Linked DNA regions of Homo sapiens: region 2 is linked to region 1. The links are chromatin loops, found by intact Hi-C in ENCODE. Cell type or tissue: Panc1. All regions are shown on one strand.

The links. A loop is a pair of places that touch in the nucleus more often than their neighbours do. Peaks named below come from ENCODE experiments on the same cell type or tissue, not always from the same donor. Only the 100,000 strongest peaks of a DNase experiment are listed, where the experiment ranks them.
Region 2: it touches region 1 in a loop (3-fold over the local background); 1 of 110 quality-filtered maps calls a loop at or near these places.

What each region holds. Positions count from the first base shown.
Region 1 is chr2:118,042,925-118,050,924 of GRCh38, forward strand. It overlaps LOC102723413 (a long non-coding RNA gene), which reads left to right and starts at 1,642. Exons shown (of 3, transcript XR_923247.3): 1 at 1,642-1,822; 2 at 2,380-2,458. In Panc1, CTCF peaks have their summits at 3,936 and 4,145; a DNase peak (open chromatin) is centred at 3,937; H3K27me3 peaks cover 644 bases.
Region 2 is chr2:118,341,118-118,349,117 of GRCh38, forward strand. No RefSeq gene overlaps it. Among named protein-coding and RNA genes, the nearest start is that of THORLNC, 160 kb to the left of the region's middle. In Panc1, no CTCF peak of the experiment used is centred here; no DNase peak of the experiment used is centred here.

The DNA.
Region 1 (8,000 bases):
ACTCTGTGGGTTATCTGTTTACTCTGCTGACTCTTCCTTTTGCCGTGCAAAAGCTCTTTAGTTTAATTAAATAGCTATTTATTTTTGTTTTTATCGCATTTGCCTTTGGGTTCTTGGTCATGAAATCTTTGCCCAAGCCAATGTCTAGAAGGTTTTCCAATATAATCTTCTAGAATTTTTATAGTTTCAGATCTTAGATTTAAGTCCTTAATCCACCTTGAGTTGATTTTTGTATACGGCTAGAGAAGAGGATCCAGATTCATTCTACATATAGCTAGCCAATTATCCCAGCACCATTTGTTGAAAAATGTGTCCTTTCCCCACTTTACATTTTTGTTTGCTTTGTTGAAGATCAGTTGGCTGTAAGTATTCGGGTTCTTTTCTGGATTCTTTATTCTGTTCCATTGGTTTATGTGCTTATTTTTATACCAGTACCATGCTGTTTTATTGACTATAGACTTATAACATAGTTTGAAATCAGGTAGTGTGATGCCCCCAGATTGGTTCTTTTTGCTTAGTCTTGCTTTGGCTGTGCAGGCTCTTTTTTTGCTTCCATATGAATTTTAGAATTGATTTTTCTAAACCTGTAAAGAATGATGATGGTATTTTGATGGGGATTGCCTTGAATTTGTAGATTGCTTTTGGCAGTATGGTTATTTTCACAATATTGATTCTACCCATCCATGAGCATAGGATGTGTTACCATTTGTTTGTGTCATTTATGATTTTTTTCAGCAGTGTTAAACACAAGACTTTTTTTTTCTACTCGTTCTTTAACCCACAGCCCCTTGGCTTTGTTCCCAACAAACTCCTGGTGTAATTCTCCACCTCCTAATTTCCAGGTCAGTAGACTCTTTCCAACCATCACTTTGCTTGAACTTTCTGCATATCTGGCCTTGCCCACACCCACACCCCTGTCTTCTGCTCCTACCTAGTGGATGCTGTCTCCTGTGCCAGGTCTCCTGGAACCCCCGATCACTCCCTCAGTTTCCTTTGCTGGCTTTTCTTCCTTTTCACTCTCCTTAAATGAAATTCCCTATAGCTTAATCTTTGGATCTATTTGCATTCTCACCATAGTTTTAATGGTCATGTTTACAGAATGATTCACAAACCTGTATCAATCAGGACCCTTTGTCTCAAGTAATAGAAACCTGATTTCAGAAACAGAAACATAAATTTGCTTTGCACGCAGAAAGAAGGCCGAGGCAGCCCAAGAAACGTGAATGACAGGAAAGCCTACTATATGCTGTCTTATGTTACTTCTCTGTATTGGCCAACTACTTATATTGAAAATGATGACATAGAAGTAAAGAGAATTGTAATTCCTTACTCATCAATAAAGTGAGCAATGTTGGTAGAATGTGCACACATCGAGTAAGATGAAAACAGTCGAGTAACAGAAACCTGATTCAAATTTTGCTAAGAAACAAAGGGAGAGGTTGTTAACTCATTTATGTAACTCAGGACTCAACTGAGATGCTCAAAATCTGTACTCCTTGAAGGGTTTGTTTTTGTCTGTGTCTCTCAGCTCTGCTTTTCTCCACATTGGCCTCATTCTCAGGCAGTCCCTCTCTACCTGGTGACAAGTCCAGTGCTCTATGATGTCATGGTCCTCATGTCTCATCATCCCAGAGGAAAAGGGTGTCTCTTTCCCCACAGATGTAACCAGGTTCCTGTGGAGGACACGGCTTTGCTAAGCCTGCCTGGCTTCTGTGTCCTCCTCTGGGCCTGAGTGCAGAGGGTGAGAGTCCACATCCCCAGAACCATGGGGACTGAACAGGATTACTACAGAGCAGCAAAGAAGTGGGGCACCAAAGGAAAGGTGGGTTGTGGAAGGGATGGAAAGGGGAAGGAGATAATACATTCATTTTGACAATTTGAGGAGGTCTAGATTCAGGACATCAGGGCTGTCATCCTGGTTCTTTGGGTTTCTTGTCTTTTGTCTGTAAAATCGGAAGGTTGGAATTCTAAGGCCCTCTGTCCACCATCATCTTTCTTTAATTCTATGAATAATGGACACATAAAGCAGAAGCTTTTGAAGGTGCCTCTGGGCATAATCTGAGGGGCAGCAGAGCACAGTGGTTAGAAGTGTGAACTCTGGAAACAGATGTGTCATTCTGTGTGTGTCCATCATCTCAGGATCTGCTCAGTGGGCGTAGTCTCACAGAGCCCCAGGCTCAGAGAGCCTCACACTTATTTTAATGCTCTGCTGTCACTGTCTTGAAATTCTCAACAATTTTATGTTTGAACTTATGTTTTGCAAGTGAATTCTGACAGACATTGGAGCATACATGAGAGTAGGGAAGATAAGCACAGTATGTTAAGCCCAATAATAATAATGGAGTATCTGCTGTTCCTTGCTACCTTATTTCCTTACAGAGTACACAACACCTTGTGAACACAGAATTCTGGTGGACCCAGAATATGTGGGAGTTCAGTGAGACTTAAAGAGGAAAAGGTGAGCATGGCATATTGGCATATCTGCATATCTACCACTGACTTTTCGCTTGGGCCAGAACTTGCTTTGAATGCAGAAAGCAGGCCAAGGCATTCCAAGAAACATGAATTACAGGAAAGCCTACCATATGCTCTCTTATGCTACTTCTCTGTGTTGGCTAACTACTTGTACTGAAAATGATGACATAGAAGGAAAGAGAATTGTAATTCCCTACTCACCAATAAGCCCAAGGTGAGCAGTGTTGGTAGATTGTGCATATATCAAGTGAGATGAAAATAGTTGAGTTGGTTTTGTGCAGCATTTCTACCATTCTGGAGAGAGTGAAATACACACACATGAGCGACAAAATAACGAATTGTGAAATTTTGATTATTCTGTATATGAGTTACATGCTCTTTTATTTGCATTGAAAACACATTGCACAATATAAAAATGAATGGTAAAACTCATACAATGACAACATTAAATTTTTTATTAAAATAACATTAAATAGCAAATTAAAACATCATAACAAGTTGAGAGAGAGACTTAGAAAGAAAGGAAAAAGCTTTATATTTTCATACTTTTAATGGCACTTCTTTCCCTGCTTTTGGAACAAAAGGCTCCACATTTTGATTTTGCACTAAGCCTCACAAATTATTTAGCCTCCCCCTGAATCAGCAAATGACTTTACCTCCTGGTGATTCCGTTTCTCTATTTGTAAAGTGGGCACAAACACAGCAATGTCTCCATTATTGGACTGTTGCAAGAATGAACAGTGCTTAGCATTCAGTAGTTGCTCAATAAACATAAGCTTTTATTATAAAAATGAGTTAGTATAAGACATATCTTTATGATGTGAAATAGTCAATCTTTTTTTTGTTTGTTTGTTTTTGAGATGGGGCAGGGTGGGTCTCACTCCTGTTGCCCAGGCTGGAGTGCAATGGCATGATCATGGCTCACTGAAGTCTCAACCTCGGGGCTCAGGTGATTCTCCCAACTCAGCCCCCTGAGTAGCTGGGACTACGGGCATGCACCACCATGCCTGGCTTTTTTTTTTTTTAATTTTTTTTATTTTTTTTATTTTTAGTAGAGACAGGCTTTCGCCATGTTGCCTAGGCTGGTGGATTATTAGATCTTAAATTTCCCTCGATGGTGACTTTCTGTAAACCAAACTTGATAGCAAACTCCCCTCTTCTATACTTTTCCTATGTTGGAAAAGTTTATTGGAGTAGTTTGAATTTTTCACTGTAGTTTCATTAATAGGCTCACTTAATTTACTACTTAAATGATGCCATTGGCATTAGCAGAATACTTTATGTAGTCAGCAGCAGAACAAATAAAGTTAAGAAAAATATTTTAGGGGGAGAATATTGGGGATCAATCTTTTTTAATTCCAAATAAAAACTGAGGTAAGGATTAAGCTATTAAGTGAAAAAGCAGAAAAGGACATTTTCTACTTCTCAACAACAGATGGCGATGTAGCTAAGCAAATAGAGGACATTGTTCTCGGAGAAATTCTGTCTTCAAGTGCGAGGAAGCAAAGCTATAAACAACATATGGAAAACAATGAACATTTTAATTAGGTGTTAATAACTGAATATTGAATCTTTGTCTTCCACCTAACTCACAACAATGTTATGACAGCTAATTAATAAGTGATTGTAAAGGAAATGATTAATTATTTAGAGTAATAATTAGAATAGCTTACATGCTTGTAATCATAAAATGGTTTTAAAAGTAGACAGAGGCAAAGCAAGTTATTATTCTGTTGTTACAAAAATATTGCGGTGCCTCTTTCAGGATGATTCCTATTGTCATTCTGCATTGTCTGGATTTAATAAACAGGCACCATCATGCTTTTTTTTCCCATCAAGTTTCATTTCAGCCATGGAATAGAAAATCATGTATGTGTGGTTTTTAAAGGATTTTCTGTCATACTTATTTGAAATTATGTACATGGGAGTAAACTGAAGGCCTACCCATGTGGGGGGAACTTTTTGGAAAGATATTAACCACAGAACGAACCAAAACAAAACCCTGGACCAGAAGAATAAAGTCTCCCCCTAGAGTCTCTGTCTGTAGTGTCTGATTCTCATATATAAAATCAAAACTAAAAAGCAAGTGTATAATCCCAAACTTCTCCTCCTCCGCCTTCTCATTCTGTATTTCAAATCTCTTTGAACTGTCTCATGTCTTCAGGATATAATGAAATCCCTTGCTCTGGAAGGAAGCCACAATAGATATATTTCAAGACCTTTCCCTTTCCTTTCTGCTGGTAGCAGAGCTAATGTAGTTTACTTACTAGATGAGTCACCATGGATGCTGATACACTCAAGCCAAGTCTACCCTAGTGAGGGGAATTGGAGAATTGTGGCAATTATCTCATAATTTAAATAAACAAAGCTTCCCTCATTTTTGTTTCGGTTACCTGAATTTTTCAAGTGAATGTCTAATTTTAGTTTTGAATTATTAGAGGTTGTTCTTGCCTCAACCCTCTTAGTAGCTAGCAGAGCTCTGGACGGCTTTGAGGTGAAGTGCTTTAAGAATGTGCACCCAAGGCAAATGTATTCTGTGCTTTCTATTTTATCATCCCAAGCATTTCTACTTGGCATTTGGGGAAACAATGTGAATAACTCAAGTCTAGGATGAAACATTTCTGGAAGGCAGACAATATTGAGATCTGGAAATGGTTGTTTGGAGAGCCTAGATATTTCCAATCAGACAAAGACATTCATAATACCATGTCCTTCCAGACAATATGGACCCCAACACGTTTTGTGTGGACCACATGTTTCTCGGCTGGCCCCAGTCCAAGCCACCACCTGTACTGAAACTTCCAATTGGGAGTTTACGGCTGATCCTGGCTACCTCTCTTAATCACATCTTTCTTCTCAGACCATGTCCCCACCTTGCCAATGTGAATTCCTCCATCTTATTACCCCTCACTTAATGCGAGTGAACATTCGAGGGAGATAGAGGAGCTTTGCAAGTGTAAGGCATGGCTGTCATTTCCGGGTCCTAAAGCATCATATTGTTATTTAATACTTATATTCAATGTCTTAATTATTCAGCACCTTTAAGCCACAATTGTTTGGCTTCAAATAGAACCTGGGTGATGGTAGTTGCTAAGGTGTGAGCCCAAAATGACTATGATCTGCATTTCTTTTCATAGTGTGCATTTTTGAAGACTGACTCTCAACTTTCAGCTTTTGCCACTGCCTGTGATATGTCTTGCTCTATGTGACTCAGCATGAAAGGCTCATCTGGCAATCCCATCTCTAATTTCTTATCATTTGCCAGCAGGAGATAGCTATGTTGCCTGTTCAGAGAAGGAGCATCTATCTGATTGACAGGATGCTGTGGGTAGAAGTGGACGTTGGCAGTTGACGGACCTGGGTTTGAATCCCATCCTTTCACTTCAGTCACGTGCAATATTTCTTACCTTCCCTGAACTTCAACTTTTATTTCTGTAAAACAGGGATAATAATATATATCTGGCAGAATAGTGATTAGAAATAACTTGTGTAAAGTGCCCAGCAAAAGGTGAATGCTTAATAATGGTAACCATTGTTAAAACTTCTCTTTATGCAACAGGAGAGAAGATATTTCTATTCTTTTGCTATTATGCCTCATTCTCCTTTCTCCACCGTAGCAGGACTTTACCCCTCAGTTACATATTTTCTAAAAACATACTGTGAGCCCAACACTGTAGGGAACACAAATAACATGTGGTGCTGTGACTCTGTCTTTAATCAATTATGCTCTTATGAAGAAAAGACAAAATGGACATGCATGAAACACAATAATAATAATATCTAATATAGATGGAGAATTTTACTCTGTGACATATTTGTGTTAATGCTTTACAAATTAGATCTCATATCCTCATCACAATCATCCAGTCAACAAAAGTATTGTTGTCATTCCAATTTTACAGAATAGAAAAACCTCAGAGAGGTTAGGAGTCTTGCCCAAGGTCACACAGCTAATAGTGGCAGAATCAGGACTTAAACTTGGGCCATCTGACTCTGGAACCTGAGCTCTTAACCACGCTGTTTAATTGTTCACATGGACAGTATGAAGTGGTGCAAACAAAGGGCTGTCAATTTTCAGAGACTGGACAGACCATAGTAGGGTGGAATTTACCCAGAACATTTTTTGGAGGGAGTGTACCTTCATCTGAGTCCCACAAGGCATTCTTTAAAAGGGAACGGTTAACAGTAAAATATAACAGTCACAAGAAGGTGAATTAGAAGTTCCCCATGAAACCACATGTCCATCATTTTTCTGCTTGGCTTAATGCCAGGGCCTGAATCTTCTCAAGTAATTCATGGCTGGTTCAGGTGTCCCCAGCATCCTGTGATCTCATTTCTCTTACATCAATCATTTGGACATCATTGTTTAAGGAATCAAAGGATTTCTGTGCTGGAAGGGATGCCAGGAGCCCCGTCATGACCTCAAGGGAGAGGGTGGCAGTTGCCCAAGGTGACACAGCTGCCCCAGCTAGGAATTGGGTCTCTTGACTGCCATACTCATTCTCTTTCTGCTTTGACACATTGGGACCCTGCCTTTGATGGCATCAAGGATGGTGGTATAGGTCTTACACAAATTCTCCCAGTTCTGTTTCAAGTGGTTAGCACATAGCACTGTGCAATACTCATTTCCTCATTGGTACTTACCTTCTCTTTATCAAGGCAGTAAGAATTTCCCCAAAGACATTATTGGTCAGTCTGCATCTCCCTCATCAAAATGCTACTCTATTGTCTTGTTGAGAATCAAACACCATATGCTGGGGGCCCCTTCTCTCCTCCTCAGAAGTCGTGCTTCCCCCCAAACTGGAAGCAAAGCATGTTCACACTCAAAATCCTGAGCGTTTGATTAGATTTTAAAGTTGGCTGTACACCCTCTTCCTGCCACCCAATATGTTATGGGTTTGGCTGAAGAGGCTTTTGTTTTGAACTAATGTCTTTATTTAAAACAAAAATTCAGAGCCTGGTTCGACAAATGCATAAACAGGTATCCGATTTAGAGTGACTTCTTTGAAGAGGCAGCCTCTCGCCGGCTGTCAGTGGGTCCCTGCTGAGTTGTTTGATGCATTCACTGCATTTTATATTACTTAATGTGGCTTATGTATCTGCCAATAAATCTGAAATACAGGTCACAGAATATGTAGCTCAAGGAAATCCATAAAAGTAGTAGAGAGAGGCTTCACTAACTGCATCAGATTGCCAAAAGCTGAGGTCATTTCCTCTTGATAAAAATGTAGGGCTCCATAAATTATTTTTATCACCTCCAGAGTCAAGCAAACAGTTTTGCACAGATGCCAAAGGGGTTTCATTGCCTTTTCTCCTCTTTAAGCTGAAAACATTTTCCCAAGTCTTCTGCAAAGTGATTGTGTTTATCCTCCCTGCACCACCCCCCGCAGCATTATTAACATCCTAGTTTATTGCATGTAAATCTAGGAACATAAACACAATTGCACCTGGCTAGGGTCTTCAGTGAAAGTGACGCAAACACCTGAGCCTAGAAGATGGTTCTGATCTTGGTTTAAATATTCCCC
Region 2 (8,000 bases), 300 kb after region 1:
TTTGACATTTGAACTTTGTAAATGTCTTATTGTAATGAAAGAAAAGCAAACTTTAAAGCCAAAAATAAATAGGAACGAATTAATCAAATTGTATATAAAATTAAAGAGAAGAATTAACTTCAAGTGACTGTTGAACACAATTCTCTAACTGAGCTTGCATATTCTAAGAACAAGTAGAATTGACTCTACTTAGTATTTTTATATTAGAAGCAACACTGGTATTATAATTTTGAAAACTATTTAATTTTCATATGAGGTAAAGCAAATAAATTATGCCAATATTATCAGGAACCACGATTTTACGTAGAAAAGAAATCTGTATGATAAGATGTGCTTGACTCATATATTACATAATTGACCCTAAACCTGGAATTGAACATTTCTCCAAGCAGCTCTGGTTCCTCTTAGTGGGAAGTGGTATTTAAAAACCACAATCTGGGTACTAGAGAATACCGAAAAAAAAAAAAGTTCGCATTTATGTCTTTTTATTGCCCAAGTTTCTGGAGGCAGCTGCTTTGGTTTAGTTTTACCTCCAGCTGGAAATGTGAGTAGTAGGGGATGAGTTTAGAGGGGTTGAGTACTGTCAGATGGTAGAAGGCATGAAATGTCTATTATAAATCTGGAAGTTAGCTGATCAGTGAAAGAGAACAATTAAAGGTTAGTGGGACTAAGGTGCTTGCTATTGACAGCAACAAAGAATAATGTTTAGTCTGATGCATATTATGTACTTAAGTTATGTCATCTGAATCTAACACTGGAGTTCATAATTTCTTATCTGCCAATGTTTTATAACCTACTTATACAATGAGTACAAAGCCTTTATATAACTTTGCAAATTATGGTGGTATTTCTTGCTATTCCATTGTACCTACTTGAGGTCCTGGTCTTGGCTCAGCAGGATTTTAATTTTATTTTGCTACCAAATTAATACAATTTCAGTTAAATATGTATTGAACGTTAGATATGTGGGTAACAGCTATGCTAGGCAACCTGACTCTTGCGCTAATCCATAATGTCTCCAAATTTGTTTCTTAGGAAGTATACTTGTTTTGTTGTCACTCCCTATTTTATAAATTATAAAAATAATACATCTAGGAAAAAGAATAATTGAAATACTACAGGGTACAACGGTTTAAAAAAATAACAGTCCTCTTGGGCCAGCGGTGGCTCATGCCTATAATCTCAGCACTTTGGGAGGCCAAGGCGGGCAGATCACCTGTGGTCAGGAGTTCGGGACCAGCCTGGCTGATATGGTGAAACCCCATCTCTACTAAAAATAGAAAAATAAGCTGGGCGTGGTGGTGGGTGCCTGAAGTCCCAGCTACTTGGGAGGCTGAGGTAGGAGAATCACTTGAACCTGGAAGGAGGAGGTTGCAGTGAGCCGAGATCACACCACTGCACTCCAGCGTGTACAATAGAGCAAGACTCCGTCTCAAAAAACAAAAATAAAAAACAACAACAAAAAAAGGTGCTCTTATCCCCACTCTCATTTCTTATGAGTTTTTTATTTTTCCTTTGGTTACCACCTAATTCCAAATAATAGATGAGTAGCTCTTAATTTATAGACACCCTTGTTTGGGAAATTTCAATTTAACTCACCCATGTATACTAATTTTACCTTTCTTTCTGTGTCTCCCTTGAACTTGTTGGTTAAATTATTATTTTGGGTTTTATTGATGATTTTTATAACTTTAAATAATATACTGAAACCTCTACTTTTGGTTCTATCTGCTTTAGAGATCATCTCTTAATTCATGATTATTTAGAAATAAATTTAAACCTCTATATTACTTGACATTTTTTCTCTCACTTCCCTGATTTGTAAATTGTGCATCAGCTTTAGGATTATTTGTATATTATCCAAATTTTGACACTGATATTAAGTAATGTAATTATATAAGTGTGTTGTCCATAGGCTTATTCAAAATACTAGAAATTAATAAATAGAAGTTATATCATTATGATATATAAATATTATTTACAGCAGAACTAAATAGTGTGATTAGGTCTATGGAGAAAATAAATATAATTTTATGTTATTAAATTTGTGCTGCTTGTAAGAGAATGTGCCAGATGCCAATGCCAATGGGATTTTGTTTTTTTAGTATGCCATAAATTGCTTAAATTACTGCATATTTTAGTGTACTTTGCTTTTGATTCATGACTTTCTTGTTAACGGGGCTTATAATTGCATTTCTTAGTTTTCTTTTTGAGAAAAGAAGCTGTCCCATTTTTAGCAAAGTACTTGGATCTTTCAGCTTTTCCTTAGATCATAGTAGTTGTTGAATAAGATGTATTTGCTTTGAAGAAACTTTCCTCGGAACGCTGCAACTGCTGGTTCTAATTTAGTCAAGTTGGTATTTTTCTTTATCGCACTCTGTAGTAATTTCCTTGTTTCTTAGAGTCCATGACTTCTTTACTTTCTTTTTTTTTTTTTTTTTTTTTTTGAGACAGAGTCTCCCTCTGTCGTCCATGCTGGAGGGCAGTGGCATGATCTCTGCTCACTGCAACCTCTGCCTCCTGGGTTCAAGAGATTCTCCTGCCTCAGCCTCCAGAGTAGCTGGGATTATGAGCATGTGCCACCATGCCTGGCTAATTTTTGTATTTTTTTTTTAGTAGAGACAGGGTTTTGCCACATTGGCCTGACTGGTCTGGAACTCCTGATCTCAGGTGATCCTCCTGCCTCGGCTTCCCAAAGTACTAGGATTACAGGCATGAGCCACCATGCCCGGTCGACTTCTTATTTCTAGATTACATTTTTATTTACAGAAGTACTACACCCTTTAATAATTTTTTTTCATAGTGTGATAGGTAAACTTTATGACCTTGCATATATATATTATGGCCTTGTTTGTATATAATGAGAATATTTATTTTCACACTCCATAGCTTTTCTAGGTATAAAATTCTAGTTTCTGTATCATTTTCCTTCAGAACATCGAAGGCATTGCACCACTGCCTTCTAGCATCCAGTATTGTTCTTGAGAAGACTGGTGCCAATTGGATTTGAAATTTTCTTTGGTAGGTGACCTGCTTTTCGTTTTTCTCTGACAGCTTCTAGGATATTATTTTTATCATTGCTGTTCTTAAATTCATGAGCATTCAATTAAGGCCTTTAAAAATTTTTAAAAAATTGCCGGGTGTGGTGGCTCACGCCTGTAATCCCAGCACTTTGGGAGGCCGAGGTGGGCGGATCATGAGGTCAGAAGATCGAGACCATCCTAGCTAACATGGTGAAATCCAGTCTCTACTAAAAATACAAAAAATTAGCTGGGCGTGGTGGTGGGCGCCTGTAGTCCCAGCTACTCGGGAGACTGAGGCAGGAGAATGGCATGAACCCAGGAGGTGGAGCTTGCAGTGAGCCGAGATCACACCACTGCACTCCAGCCTGGGCGACAGAGCGAGGCTCCGTAAGAAATTTTTAAAAAATCCTACTAGGTTGTGGTTAAGCCCTGTCAATCTGCCGAGTTCTGGAAAATTTTCTTCTGTTTTTCATTGACTATCTTCTCCTCTTCATGTTTTCTTTTCCTTTTTACCTGGAACTTCTATTAGATAGTTATTGATCTGCTGGTTTATCCTCTATGTTTCTTACTTCCTTTTAAAAAAAATCTCATATTTCTAATTCTTTGTTATTTTGCGGAACGTTTTAGAAGAGTTCCCTAATAAGTTCTTTTAACACATTGGATTTGTTTTAATTTAGACTATTATATTTTTAATTTCTAATGCTTACTTTTTAAAAAATAGAGATAGAGTCTTGCAATGTTACCCAGGCTAATCTCGAATCTGGCTTCAAGTGATCCTCCACCTTGGCCTTCCAAGGTGCTGGGATTACAGGCATGAGCCACCACACCTGACCCTAATACTTATTTTTAAAATCAACTTATTGTTCTTGTTTTGGTGGTAGCTTATTCTTGTTTTTTATATATATTGTCTTAAATTTCTCTGAGCATATTTTCATTATTAATCTTAAAATCTCCATTTCCTCTGAAGTCAGGTATTCAGATGGTTGCTTCCTCCAAACCTCATGTTGAAATTTGAACCCTCGTGTGGGAGGGGGACCTAATGAAAGGTATTTGTGTCATGGCGTCAGATCCCTCTTGAATGGATTGATGGCCTTCCTCAGGGCTGATACTTACTCTATTAGACCCCGAGAGAGCTAGTTATTAAAAAGAGCCTGGAACCTCCCCCGCTATCTTTTTGCCTTCCTCTCTTGCCATGTGATCTCTCCACAGCTGGCTTCCCTTTGCTTTCCGCCATGAGTGGAAGCAGCCTGAGGCCCTCATCAGATGCAGATGCCCAGTTTTGAACTTTCCAGCCATCAAAATTGTGAGCTCTTTTCCTTTATAAATTACCCAGCCTCAGGTATGCCTTCAGAGCAACACAAAACAGAGACATTTTCTTCTGAACTGCTGATTTCCTTAAACATATCCTTATCGTTTGTTGTCTTTTGGATTTGTGAATTAAGCACAAGGTGTGTTGTATGAATGGTTGGTATGCATTTCCTCTGCTGTGATGCAGGTCTGTTTCTCTAAGATGCTTTGTTCACTTCCAAATGAGATGGCTACTTGGAAGCTTTGGTATGTGGGTGGCTGGTCCATAGCAGGCTTTACTTTGGGGCTGTTGGGATGGGAGCAGATCTTGCTCCTTTCGAAATGCCAAAATAAGATAGCCTTATTTGCAATTCCAGCATCCACCCTTGAGGTCGTGGCTTGGCTCAGGTATGTTTCCATGTCTAGAAAGTACTCTAGTTTATGTAGGGAGTAAACTTTGCTGATGCCAGTGTCTCTGCCCACTTGGGATGTGGATTTAAAAACTATGCTTTTTGGCATAGTTGTATATAGAATGTGTTGGAATCACTCTGGTTTCACTAAGAAATCCTTCTTTCCAGTTTTTCCTGGTCAATTCTGTATCCTTCCCTAGGGCCCTCTCAAGATGGATTGTGAGGTAGGATTTGATGGACATTTTGGGGCACTGCCCTTCAGCAAGTTCTTCACAGGTAGTGTGGCTTCTCTCTTTACAAGGTGGGGAGCTTTATACCTTTGCTCTCAGCTGTAGTCAGAAAACAGAAGAACTGGAGACAATATGATTAGTTATCTTTTAACATCTCTGTGCACAGAAAAAGAGTACTGTGTGGTCTCTCCACAGCCTGGACTCTCCCTTTGGACCTGAGTCTCCCAAGATTAGAGACTAACTTTTTCATCTTTATTTCTGTCTGCCGATGATGCTGATGCCAAACTGAATATCAGCAAATGCACCAGGAGGGAGGGTGCAAGAAGACTGGGTAATTTTGGAGTGGCTGAGGAAAGAAGGGACCAGAGGAGGAGAGAGAAGACTTCGGTGCAATGCTGAGCTGAATGGAGAAGAACCTGGTGAGTTCTTCCTTAAGGCCCAGGTTGTGATGTTGTAATTCTGTAATTACCTCAGAGCTAAATCTGTTTTATTTGTCTAGAAATGACATGACCAATGCAATAGACTTAACTTTGTAAAGTGTCAAGCCTTTGGGCAAAAGGAGAAATAAAAAAGACAAAGCCTGCTGGGTAAAGACAGAGAGAGTCCTGTTTGTTGATGGGCTTTGAAGTCCACTCTGAGTGCAGTTGGCTCCCCATCTCCAGCTGCCTTATGTGTTTATTCTTTAACTCTGAAAATGTGAAATTGTGTTCTCCCATCAGGAGAAACCTTCCTGACAGTTGCAAGTGCTCCACAGGAGTGTTTGGAGCGGGCCTGTGCAGGCCTGGTGATTAGGCCCTGTGTTGCTGACTGACAGACTCTCACTCCTGGGGGTCATCCTAGCTCCAGCAGCTCTGCAGGGAGAAGCTGAGCTGGACAGAATGGGAAAGGCTCTCTCTCTAGAGCCTGTATTAAAGAACGGGTCCTGCCATTTATGGAAGATGCCACTTTCTCTGTGGGGCTGAAATAATTGAGAAAATTAGTTCATGTTTTGATAGAGGAAATGGCATATTTTTTCTGTTCTATTTTGGCACTCATAATTCTAGAATGTGGCTGGATGAGTTGGTTTCCCGATGTCCAAGGACATTCGTATTAAGAACTGAAAATAAAATAATAGAAACTAGCATTTTTGTTGCACCCACTATTACAAGCTCTGTCATAGAGTGCTTTCAGCAAACTGTCTCATTCAATCTTGCCTCCTTCAGAAAAGGTTTTACTGTCTCCATTTCACATGCATGTAAGTGGAAAACTGGCATTTGAATGCAGATCTGTCTAGCTTCAGAATGCAACTTTTTCCTCCATTAAAACCCTTGTTTATTAAAGTAAAGAGTACTTGGCAAGCAGTAGGTAAAAGTCCCCATTTTGCTACTGATTAGATGATTTTAGGTGAATTAACCTCTTTGAGCTTCAGATTTCTCATCTGTAAAATAGAGATAATAACAGTACTAAGTTTGCAATCTGTTATGGGTGTTAAATGACTCTGTATATCTATCTGTTATCTGTCTATCTCTTATCTATCTATCTATTGAAAAACAATAACAGTCTTATAGAACGCCCATTTCCATGTAACAAGGTTTCTCAGCTTTAACACTATTGGCATTTTGGACTGGGTAATTTTTTGTTGCTAGCTTCTGGCTTATGCATTATAGTATATTTCACAGCATCCCTGACTTCTACCCACTAGATGCCAGTAGCAGCACCCTCCTCCCCACAATCATGACAACCAAAAATGCTCCAGACATTGCCGTATGTCTCCAGTAATTGCCCACCCCTCTGCTTAAGAACTACAGCCTCAGAGAGAACCCTTTCTGTCTTGGACACTATAGAGCAGCAATATGTAAACAGCAAATTTTTTACATAGTCAATAGCAAACAGTTTAGACTTTGTGGGCTACTTGTTCCCCGTTGAAACAACAAAACTCTGCCATTGTAAAGCATGAAAGAAGCTATAGACAATACATAAACAAATAAGCACTACCATGTTCCAGTAAAACTTCATTTACAAAAACAAGCTGGCCCCCAGGCTGTAGTTTGCTGACTCCTGCTTCAGAAAAAATGCAGAGTGAGCAAGTATGGAGTCCCCTCTTTAAATATGCCACACAGTCACTGTGTCCTACGGGCCTGGGACTGGCCTTGCATATAGGCAGAGGGGATTTTGTGAACACATAGACTGTGAGAAGGGCCCCTAAGACGCCCTGCGCCTCACAGGCTAGGTGTAGTGCCTCCCATATCACCAGGGAAGAATGATCTTGGGGGATGTGAAGCATGGCTTTGACCAGTCCTCTTCTAAAGAGCACATTCCTACAAGAAGGCTGGAAGATAAAGCTGTTATTAGTGAGCACTACCTATATGGGAACGAGTTTCTCTATTCAGAGGGATTCTTAATTCTCTGTAGTCACTGAACCTAGGACAAGGAGATGAGACAGGAGAACAGACCTAAAAAGAAGGGACTCTATAAAAGTGTGCAGCAGGGTCCCTGAGCACAAACTTGGCTGACAACTGAAACCTGCTGATAAAGAACATCTCCAGTTTAAACAGAAGAGGAAGTGGCACAAAAGTCAACTCTATTATTTGGCAAGGGTGTAATTAGGCTTACAAATGGACCTTTATTAATAAGGAGCACTAAAATTCTTCTCTAAATAGTACCCTGCAACCATCGTGTCAGCAGCCTGCAGGCTAAAGCATGTCCCTTATTATCATGATGCCGTATGCATCTGTCTCAATGGAATACCAAAAATAGTCTACCACAAACACATTCTCACAGTGCCACAGTGAGAGTCCTTGCCAAGTGCAAACAAGATGGTGGGGATGGAAAGGAAAGGGACTGAAATAGACTTGTCTGAGATTCACTGCTTTCTTTCATTGAGCTCATATCCACCACCTGTTAAACAAGGAAACATTTAAAAACATCTCCAACGTGATGGTATGCTTTCTTTTTGGTGTTACTATCCTTGCTTCTCTTGTAGAAGGAGAGGCCAATGAGATGTAAACAGCAGCCACGGGAAGCTTCAAGAAAAGTTCTTCCAAGGACTGACTTAGTTGTTAGATCCCTTT